Regions from separate parts of the Homo sapiens genome. Here region 2 is linked to region 1. The links are chromatin contacts, found by Hi-C or POLR2A ChIA-PET in ENCODE. All regions are on one chromosome and are shown on one strand. The core of a region is the stretch at or near the end of the contact, and the rest is flanking DNA. Distances in the headings are between cores, read along the strand shown.

Evidence for each region. A loop is a pair of places that touch in the nucleus more often than their neighbours do. ChIA-PET counts read pairs that join two places held with the same protein, here RNA polymerase II (POLR2A). Pooled maps may share reads with other maps.
Region 2: a loop to region 1 is called in a map of OCI-LY7, with 4 times the contacts of the local background. The contact joins the enhancer-like site here to the promoter of EPB41L4A-AS1 in region 1. A Hi-C loop is called at or near these places in 1 of 168 maps with a recorded cell type or tissue (OCI-LY7) and 4 of 50 pooled maps. POLR2A ChIA-PET finds 5 or more read pairs at or near these places in 6 of 52 experiments (AG04449, GM12878, H1 and 3 more).

The regions. Positions count from the first base shown.
Region 1 is chr5:112,159,276-112,161,775 of GRCh38, reverse strand. EPB41L4A-AS1 (EPB41L4A antisense RNA 1) reads right to left here and starts at 1,250. Exons shown (of 3, transcript NR_015370.2): 1 at 481-1,250; 2 at 1-73. It overlaps SNORA13 (small nucleolar RNA, H/ACA box 13), which reads right to left and starts at 291; the gene lies at 159-291. It also overlaps a transcript of EPB41L4A not described here. RefSeq lists enhancers at 446-495, 606-655, 676-775, 551-1,283, 1,156-1,365 and 1 more.
Region 2 is chr5:111,701,492-111,707,855 of GRCh38, reverse strand. All of the region lies in intron 2 of STARD4-AS1 (STARD4 antisense RNA 1), which reads right to left. Among named protein-coding and RNA genes, the nearest start is that of NREP, 53 kb to the left of the region's middle. Within about 2 kb of position 4,060, at least 2 of the 41 ENCODE cell types and tissues checked have a DNase peak (open chromatin) inside an H3K27ac peak, as active enhancers do; they include OCI-LY7, where a contact is called at or near this core.

The DNA of each region.
Region 1 (2,500 bases), core at 1-2,500:
CTTCAGGTCACCTTTATGCTCCCAGATGGTATTCAGCTAGCAGCAGTCTACACTTCAGGCATCCATCTTCCACCTGAACAAAAATTAGAACTGGCTAAGAGAAACCATACACTTAAGGCTAGCAGGGTCAAGATCACGCGTGGAAACGTAAAAGCAGCAACTGTTACTTATGCAGCTCCTACACCAAAGGTATCAAATTTAAGGGCAGGAAAAGGCTGCAAAGCGTTTAATTTACGCCTTTTTTGACACCACATTCACTAGTTTCCAAAGTGAATGGGCAACACAAAGGCTGACACTGCGTGAGGTAGGCTTTATGGCATAAGGTTGCTGACTGGCTGACAGTAATGCCGATTACAGCCTAAAAACGGACAATACATTTCAGAGAAATTTTCTCACGATTTAAAATCCGACTTAATAATGAAAAGTGAAATGCGATGCGTTTTAAATGGCGACTGGTCTTGCACGAACGTGAAAACTCACCTGTAGGGTAGGTGATCACTCCCGACGAGCACCGCACGTGGAAACAGCTGTAACCAGGCACGCTGCTTTTAAGTTATTTTATACGGGGGCAGGGCAAGCATAAAGTCAGTTATACGGTAAGGCCTTTTCACTGACGAAAATAAAACCAGGCTTATCTGGAGAACTCCCTGGCATAGTCGATGATGTAAACACAAATCGACGAAGCTCCCCGTTTCCAAACGTGGGAACGCAGGCCTGAGGCCAGGCCGCTGCCCTTGTTCACGGCCCCGGACACTTCGGACACAGGCCGCCGCAGTCGACTCACCAGACTCAGGGTGGCCGCGTTCCCCCGCCCGGCGCCCCTGCGTGAGAGACCACGCGGCCACAGCCAGGCGCCATCCCAGAGGACCCAGAGCAAAAACCACAGCAAGCTCGCACCAAAAGGAAGAAAGGACAGGCTTCCGTCCCACAATGCTTTTCTACAAGTGGAAGGACCCACTGTCCGAGAGCGCGAGGGGGGAGCGGGCTGTACCATCGGCCGCTGCGCTATGGCGAGACGCCGCCGTGTGGCCGGAGGGAGAAGTGCCAGTGAGGGACCGAGGGGCGTGTCACCAAAGGGAGGAGGAGCCTGGGTTCTCAGCCCGAGTCACCTCTGCGGATGTGTGGCCAGTTCTTTCCACAGAGGAGGTATCCAGACATCCCCCCACCCGACCAGGGTCAAGAGCATATGATCAGTGCTGGCAGCGGCAGGAGCCCAAAGGACTTTAGACCACGTATTTTGGGACCCGACAGAATTCATGAGTCCAGCTGAGGAAGAGTAGAGTCATTCATTCGAAAGATATTTAGTCAGCACTTACTATGCTCCAGGCCCTGGCCTGAGTGCCTGGGAATCAGGTGTGGGTGAGCCAGGCAAGGTTTCTGTGGTACATTCTGCTTGGGTGAGTAGGCCACTGACCAAGTGAGCCCGGATGCTGAAATTCTACAATGTAAGTGCCAGGAGGGCAGCAAAAGAGGGTCATGCCATAGGGTAGCGCTGTCCGATGGAAACAGTGTGAGCCATGAGTGTAATTTTAAATTTTCCAATTGCCACATAAAATGTGAAAAGAACGCCGGGCGCGGTGGCTCATGCCTGTAATCCCAGCACTTTGGCAGGCTGAGGCAGGTGATCACCTGAAGTCAGGAGTTCAAGACCAGCCTGGCCAACATGGCAAAACCCCGTCTCTACTAAAAATACAAAAATTACTTGGGCTTGGTGGCGGGCGTCTATAATCCCAGCTACTTGGGAGGCTGAGGCAGGAGAAATGGCTTGAACCCGGGCGGGGTGGGGGTGGAGGTTGCGGTGAGCCGAGATCATGCCACTTGACTCCAGCCTGGACAAAAGGGCGAAACTCCGTCTCAAAAAAAAAAAAAAAAAAGTAAAAAGAAACAGATCAAATTAATTTTAATAATAACCCAACATATTTTAAATATTTCAACAGGCAATCAATATGAGATTATTAATAAGATATTTCTTTTATATCTACTAAGTCATAAAAATCCGGTGTATATTTTATACTTCCAGCACATTTCCGTTCAGACTAGACACATTTCAAGTGTTCAGTAGCTCATGGGGCTAGGAATAGGAAGACTGGAAGTGAACTCCGAGCAGATGTGTGAAGGCGGTTATGCAAGATCTGGAGACAGCAGGCCTTGGCCAGTGTGGCTGGAGTCGAGTAAGGAGTGTAGAGTGACAAGATGCAGCTGGAGAGCCAGGCAGGAGCAAGGCACTTAGGGTCTTGTCACACAGGGCAAGGTGTTGGGATTTTATGCTGAAATCTTAGAGTTGATTAATTATCACCACAAAAATTAAGCAGAGTTTGTTAATTGGCTTTTTTCCTGATAACCATAACTCCTTGAAGGGACAGGACAAGTGGCAGCAAGACAAGTTGTATGATAACAACTAGGTCTCCATGTTTCTCTAAGTCCTAGCAGAGATTCATCCAGAGACCAGTTTTAGCACCTTTCGTTGTTTCTTTGAAGCCTACTTCTATAAAAGAAAGAA
Region 2 (6,364 bases), core at 2,811-5,310, 460 kb after region 1:
TTAGGAATGAAGGTGCCAAATAAATGCTGACTGTGCTTAAGAAAAAGGGTATAAAGTTAGAAGAAGAAAAAGTGATTCCTATACATTAAGTTCTCAATCTATAAAACTGCAAGGCTAGAGAGCCCTCCTGTGAATACACATGGATGAACAGGATCTAAATTATACCTACAAGGAATGAAAATAGGCCAATATCCCAGAATCTCTATGTTGGAGAGCAGTAGAGACATCTATCTAATTCTCTGCCCTCAGCATAAATCTCTTTTGAAATATTTGTTTCTGTTAAGACCTTGAATAGCTTCTCCTTGGGTACTGCCCTTGATAGAAATTTATTTCGGCAAAAGATAACTTAATCTGTTTTATAATACTATGATTTCCAGAAAATTCTCCCTTTGAATTGACTCATTTCTATTCTCCTTCATAAATGTTATCAATAGCTCTCCCTCTGGAACCACATGAAACAATGGCAATAATACCTTTACATTTAAAAAGTTCTGACTATGTGACTCTATGTACATTATATTTTTTAGTTCCCACAACATTCAAAATAGGTAGTTTTTATTATCCTTACCTTTCCTATAAAGAAATGGAAAGCAAAAGAGATTGTGTAATATTCCCCAGTCAGTGCATGGTGACAGCCACTATTTGAACCAAGACTTGTGTCTCTGTCTGTGTCTCAGGCTCTTTTCTCTTGAGAATTTGTTAGGTTCTGCTAAACTGCCTTAGAAGTCTAATCCTGTATCCTTGTGAGAGTTAAGTTTTAGAAGCCAGCTGTTCCATAAGACTTATAGATTTCTGCCACTGAAATACTGTCACATCTGCTTCTAGTGATTTCTTTATGAAAAAGTATGGTCAGATTACATAAAAGAACAGAGAGCTGGGATTTCAGATTGTGTGAACTCTTTGGGGTCTCCTTATCAATAGATGTTTGTTTAATAAACGTCTGGGAGATGTGTGGCAGAATTTGGTTGGAGACCTGCTTTTGTTATAACCTGGTAGGGATTTTGTGAGAGGGTAATATCACTAACCCACCCATCACGAACTATTATCTACCAAAGTACCTACCATTATCTACAAAAATAAACAAAGAACCTCAGAGTCAGTGAATGATCACGCTGGCTCAGGAGAATTCGCAACAGCTGGTCTTAAAGACAGGTTTTTTTGTTTGTTTGTTTGTTTGTTTGTTTGTTTGTTTGTTTTTCCCAGGAGTGATCATAAAAGACTAAGCGATCAGATTAGTGTAGAACGGAGGCAGGCAATCAGCTTCCTCTCTGCATATTCTCCTCTCCTCATAGCCTAAGATTGCAGCAGCTCTTGGCAGGTTCAGCATTCTGTAATCTCCAATGGAGCCTTGAGGACTCGACCTCCAGCCAGGACACTTTCATACTTGCTGAAGTTCCATCTCCACCCTGGACAAACTGCTGGAAGTTTTTTTTTGTTTCACCCAAAGACAGCTTTTCTACCTAGAAAAGACTATTCAGTCATTTATTTTATTTTGAAAAATTGATATTCATTTTATTAAAGTCACCAATTTTTAATAACCTCATTCTTCCTTAAGCTTTAAGTTCAATTTACAAATCCTCTTATTCTAGTTATGCCTAGCACTTTTAGCAATCACTCTAATTGCCTTTGAACAATACTTGATCCCATTTAAAAACTAGTTAATTAAACACTTTCACATATTTTATACTGCATTTATAAGTTTAATGCATTTTATTTCTCTTTAGAGTAATTCAATTGCCTGATTGGCAAACTTTCCCAAGGACGAAGTAATCTATATAAATCTAATAAATTAAGTTTATAAATATCGTGAACTCTGAGTTCTCTTAAGTGCCACAGTAGTATATATATAGTAAGAATTTCACTGCAAACCAGAAGTCTGAATTAATTACTTAATTAGATATTTTAAATTGAAGTTACAATGCTATCACTCAAGTGCAATTTCTAAACATTACAATAAAAATTGAATATTATTTCCATAATTCAAAAGTATTAATATCGCTGGATTTTAATTTTCTAAAATATTTCTCTACTTAATTTGCAATTCTGAGTTTGAAAGATGCTTATCTCTTAAGGAGGGATAGTACCATCCTAGTTAAAGTAGGTACTAATGATCAGAATTTTTGGCTTGGGCCCTAAATGGGATGCAATAAATCTCATTTATATTTGATTCCATAAATTCAAGGAAGGTGTGGCACATGGCCTACATCTTTGGATTTAAGCCATATACATTACCTATTTCTTCCTTAGTCTATTCACAGAAATCTGCGACTCTCTTATTCCTGCCAAAATGATCACATGATTGACTCTTTGTCTCTCAATATATGAAATCAACTTCCTGCCCAGGCCTAAAGATCTTTGACCATAGCTAGATCCCTGCATTCTTTTTCATTGATTTTCTAATATTACAAATATTAAAATGAATTTTGGATGTTTCCTATGTTACTGGAAGTCACAGTTGATATGGAAATTTTACTGACAGACTTGTTTTTAACCTAATCTTTGGTTTTTATCTGACTTAATATGAAATCATTTTGGATCCTAACTCTGCTCTCTTCTCCAGTTTCATATCATCCTTGGATTTGATAAACTTGTCATTGTTATCTAAGGTATTGATAAGAATGTTGACTGAAACAGAACCCCATATGGCACTTTGGGAAGACTCTCTTCAGTTTGTCTTTGGTCCATAAATCGGCTCCCTTCAGGGATGTCATACCTGCCTGCACATGGAACTTATTTGGACTGCTTACTAAAACTCGATTTTTGGACTTCACTCTTTAGCCTAAAGGGTTGTGCCACAGGCATCTTGAACTATTTAACAACATCCCTAGGTGACTCTTAAGCAGCTGTTTTGGCATCAGTCCAAAGACCAGCTTTCAAAGCTGCTGCCTCTGTTTCTCTGTCTTGACCAAGGACAGAACTTAGACATTATCCAGTGCCATAAGTCCAGACTCACTAGGTCTACAGTACCCCCATCCACCTGTTGATTAACCATAGCCTTAGAGGAAATAACAGTCTGGCATTACTTCTCCTTATAGTGCAGACAGGTTCTAAAAGATCATCTCCTATCTCACCACTTGCTCAGGAGAATCCCCAGAGATCAACGTTAAATTCATTCACTAGTGTTCATTCTTCAATATCTGCCTTATTTTCTTTTATAAAGTTAGGTCATTTCCTCCCTTCATGCTATCCTCCTCCTCTACCACATCCTCTAGTACTGTCCCTGGTCTTCACGGTTGGTTTCTCAACAATTATCTGTGGTGGATTAGTGATCTTATTGTCAGCTTTCTCTAACCCATGAATGTAAGTTTTCCAGGCCTGGGGAAACAAACAACAAATAGTTATATATTTTAAAAATAATAAAGCCATATCAAAGAGAATTCCAGAATAAAGATGCACAAATTAGGCTCCCAATCAACAATACTAGTTGTCTTGGATACATAAAACAGAACTTGTCTGGTTTTTATCTGAATACTTCATTGACAAAATGATCCTTCTGCACTTATGGTTGATAATGACTCTACTGTGCTCTTTGTGTTCTTATTTTGTTTGGTATTCCCATAAACTTGGCCTTTTTTTCCACACTGCCTATCCTTGATACCTTCTTTTTCCAATCATTCTAATCTAAACATTCATAATGGAAATGCATTTTATCTTATGAAAAATACTGTCACCAGAACATCACCCCTTATGAGACCATCTTTTCCCAATCCCCACACTTAACTGACCTTTCATACATAACTGGCCAGTCCAAGATGTCAGAGCGGACACTCCCTAGATTTGGAGGAAGAGTGATCCAGGAGACCCAAGAGCTGGAGGGTCTGCACCAAAATCGGCTGAGGATCAAAGAAGTTTCAGTCCTAAATAGTATGTGTCCAAGGGCCAGCAGAGGACTCAAGATAGTTCCTGCAGCTCTCCCCAAGTCGAGGTGCAGCAACTCCTGTGCACCTTGCCTCACATTTGTCCAATGCATGCTGGCAATGTGAAATGAGGTTTCCTTTCACATACAGCCTGACAGTTGACAGACAAGGACTTTACTTTCACTTCACTGCTGGGTTCTTCAGCAGTTTCCTCTTTTGAGATTTCAGTTAAGCCAAGCAGATGTTTTCCAGGTGTCAGGTTTTTCTGGTAAACATAGCCTTCTACTACTAGAGTAGGTGAGAGCTATATGCCCTCTTCGAATAGTTCTCTACCTATGTGTATATTGTAATAAAAAATTATATGTATTATAGTGACTAATAGACTCAGTGCTCTCTCACTTTGTAAGCAATGAGGTACCAAAACAGTAAGACAATTCATTCTCTAAACTTGCTAAAGTCCTCACTCTTCATTCTTTCTGGTGTCTTAACACACACCTTGTATACAAGAAAGGTTTCTGCTGAGTGAAAGGTAACAATGTTGATGAGGCTCAGCTAGCCTTCAGGTAGAATCACGCATCTAAGTGTCCAGGGAACACAGGACCAAACAGCATTCCAGATCAAGGGCACCACCCCCACAGATGTTAGGCTGCTAGGTTTCCTATAACTCATTAATGCAGGGGAAAAACATCTGCCTAAATCTTCCTGATCAAACATCTATCTTGAAAAATCTCTAATTCCAATAGAAAAAAAGTATTTGCTAATATGCTTTGCCCTAATTAAAAACTCTCTAGTGCATATTTAGATAGCAATATTTGGAGCTATTGCTCATATGTGGATTTCTGATTATGGGGTTTCATATGCTAATTAACACCCCTAGAGTATATATTAAGGTTCATTTGCAAACATATACATGGAGCTGTATAGATTGACATATTTTACAAAAACAACAGAAATGATTATCTCTTCATAGAGGTCCTCCTCGAGGTCTCTTGCCTGGTTATCCCTTGATGATTGTGCTGCTCCTGGTAGACCCTCTGCCTGGTTCAGGGCTCCCTTCTCCCCTCCCTTCCTTTTCTTTCCAGCCTCCCTAACTTTATTCCAACTTCTGCTTTATCCAAAAGCTCAATCTTCTTTATTTTCTCTCACAAAAGACCTTAATGGCCCTTCGGTAAGAAACTTGACTATGTTTAAACAGGAGCCCAAATCTTCACCATCAAAAAAACTGGCCTTACTTCACCAACGTATGGAGGTCTTAGTCCTCAGAAACATAATCACTCAATCCATTTGATGCCTGGGATGAACAGGGGATGTTTGCATTCTACCCTGAGGAAGGTCACTTTATATCTTAGAATGTGCCAAGAGGTAGTTAGTTGAGATTTTATCCCCAGGACAGCTTAATTCATATCCTGAATCATCTACAATCAGCTCACCTTTATAGGTGAGTGGACAGGTGGTAAGAGGGTGAGTAGGGTTAGGAGGTGGGAAGGGTCATGAGAAAGAAGGGTGCATGGGTGGAAGGTGAGAGGGTATGGGGGTAGGAGGTGGGACTTTGGGTAGTACTCTGGATGGTTGGGCCTTTCTAGGGCCAGGGAGATATCTGTAGCACTCCAAACCTATTAGAATTCTCCGGTCCATTATATCTTATAATCCAACCGCTTAAATCCCTTCTTTCTTTTTCTCCCTTAAGCTTGGAGTCTTTGCTTAGCATGCTGATAATACTTCTATGATTCTGGAGAAAAGGAAGCCATTTTAAGTAGAAGTAAATGGAACAAAGTTTTTGTAAATTCTTATTATGACGCTAAACAGAGAATTTTGCAAGATACTGAAATTCTTGCCTCATTATAGAAGACACTGTATGCAGAGAAGATGGCCAGTGACAGAAATGAGACTCAGAGAAAGAAAAACAGCAGTGTTTCTAAAGGTTGAATTAAATTGAAATTCTGAATAAACAGGTAATAGGATTTATCATTCTGTAATAGAAGCATCATATTGCCAGGCAAGCTAAAAAAGTATAATTTTGTGGTTCTCATTCCTGTGGGAGTATTATTGACTCAGGTAAATGAAACCATGTTCACTGAAAAAGTATCTATAAAACCTGTCAATTAGAAAAGTATTGTTGAGAGTCCACTGACTGCATCTTCTTGATCTCCTGGAATATTTGATTTTTAGCTACCTTCAGGAAGAGAGTGAGATTGGTGTCTGCCATCCATCACCCACACATGTACATGAGCCACCTAACTTCATAGCACCTGGAACCACCCATAAGGCTTGATTTCAAATTCAGGGAGATGTTTTTCTCATTAAAAAAAATTTGAGAGTTTTTGCATATATTTGCATGTTGACTTTCAAACATATGAAATCATATGTACAAAAACAAGTTTGATTGCATCTTACTATTTTGTAGGCTAAACTCACTTGAAAGAATTGGCATGTGTAAAGAATTCTAAATTGATTAGGTTCTGAAGTATAGAAAAACAAAAATTGGGATACAGGGACTTAAAGAGAAA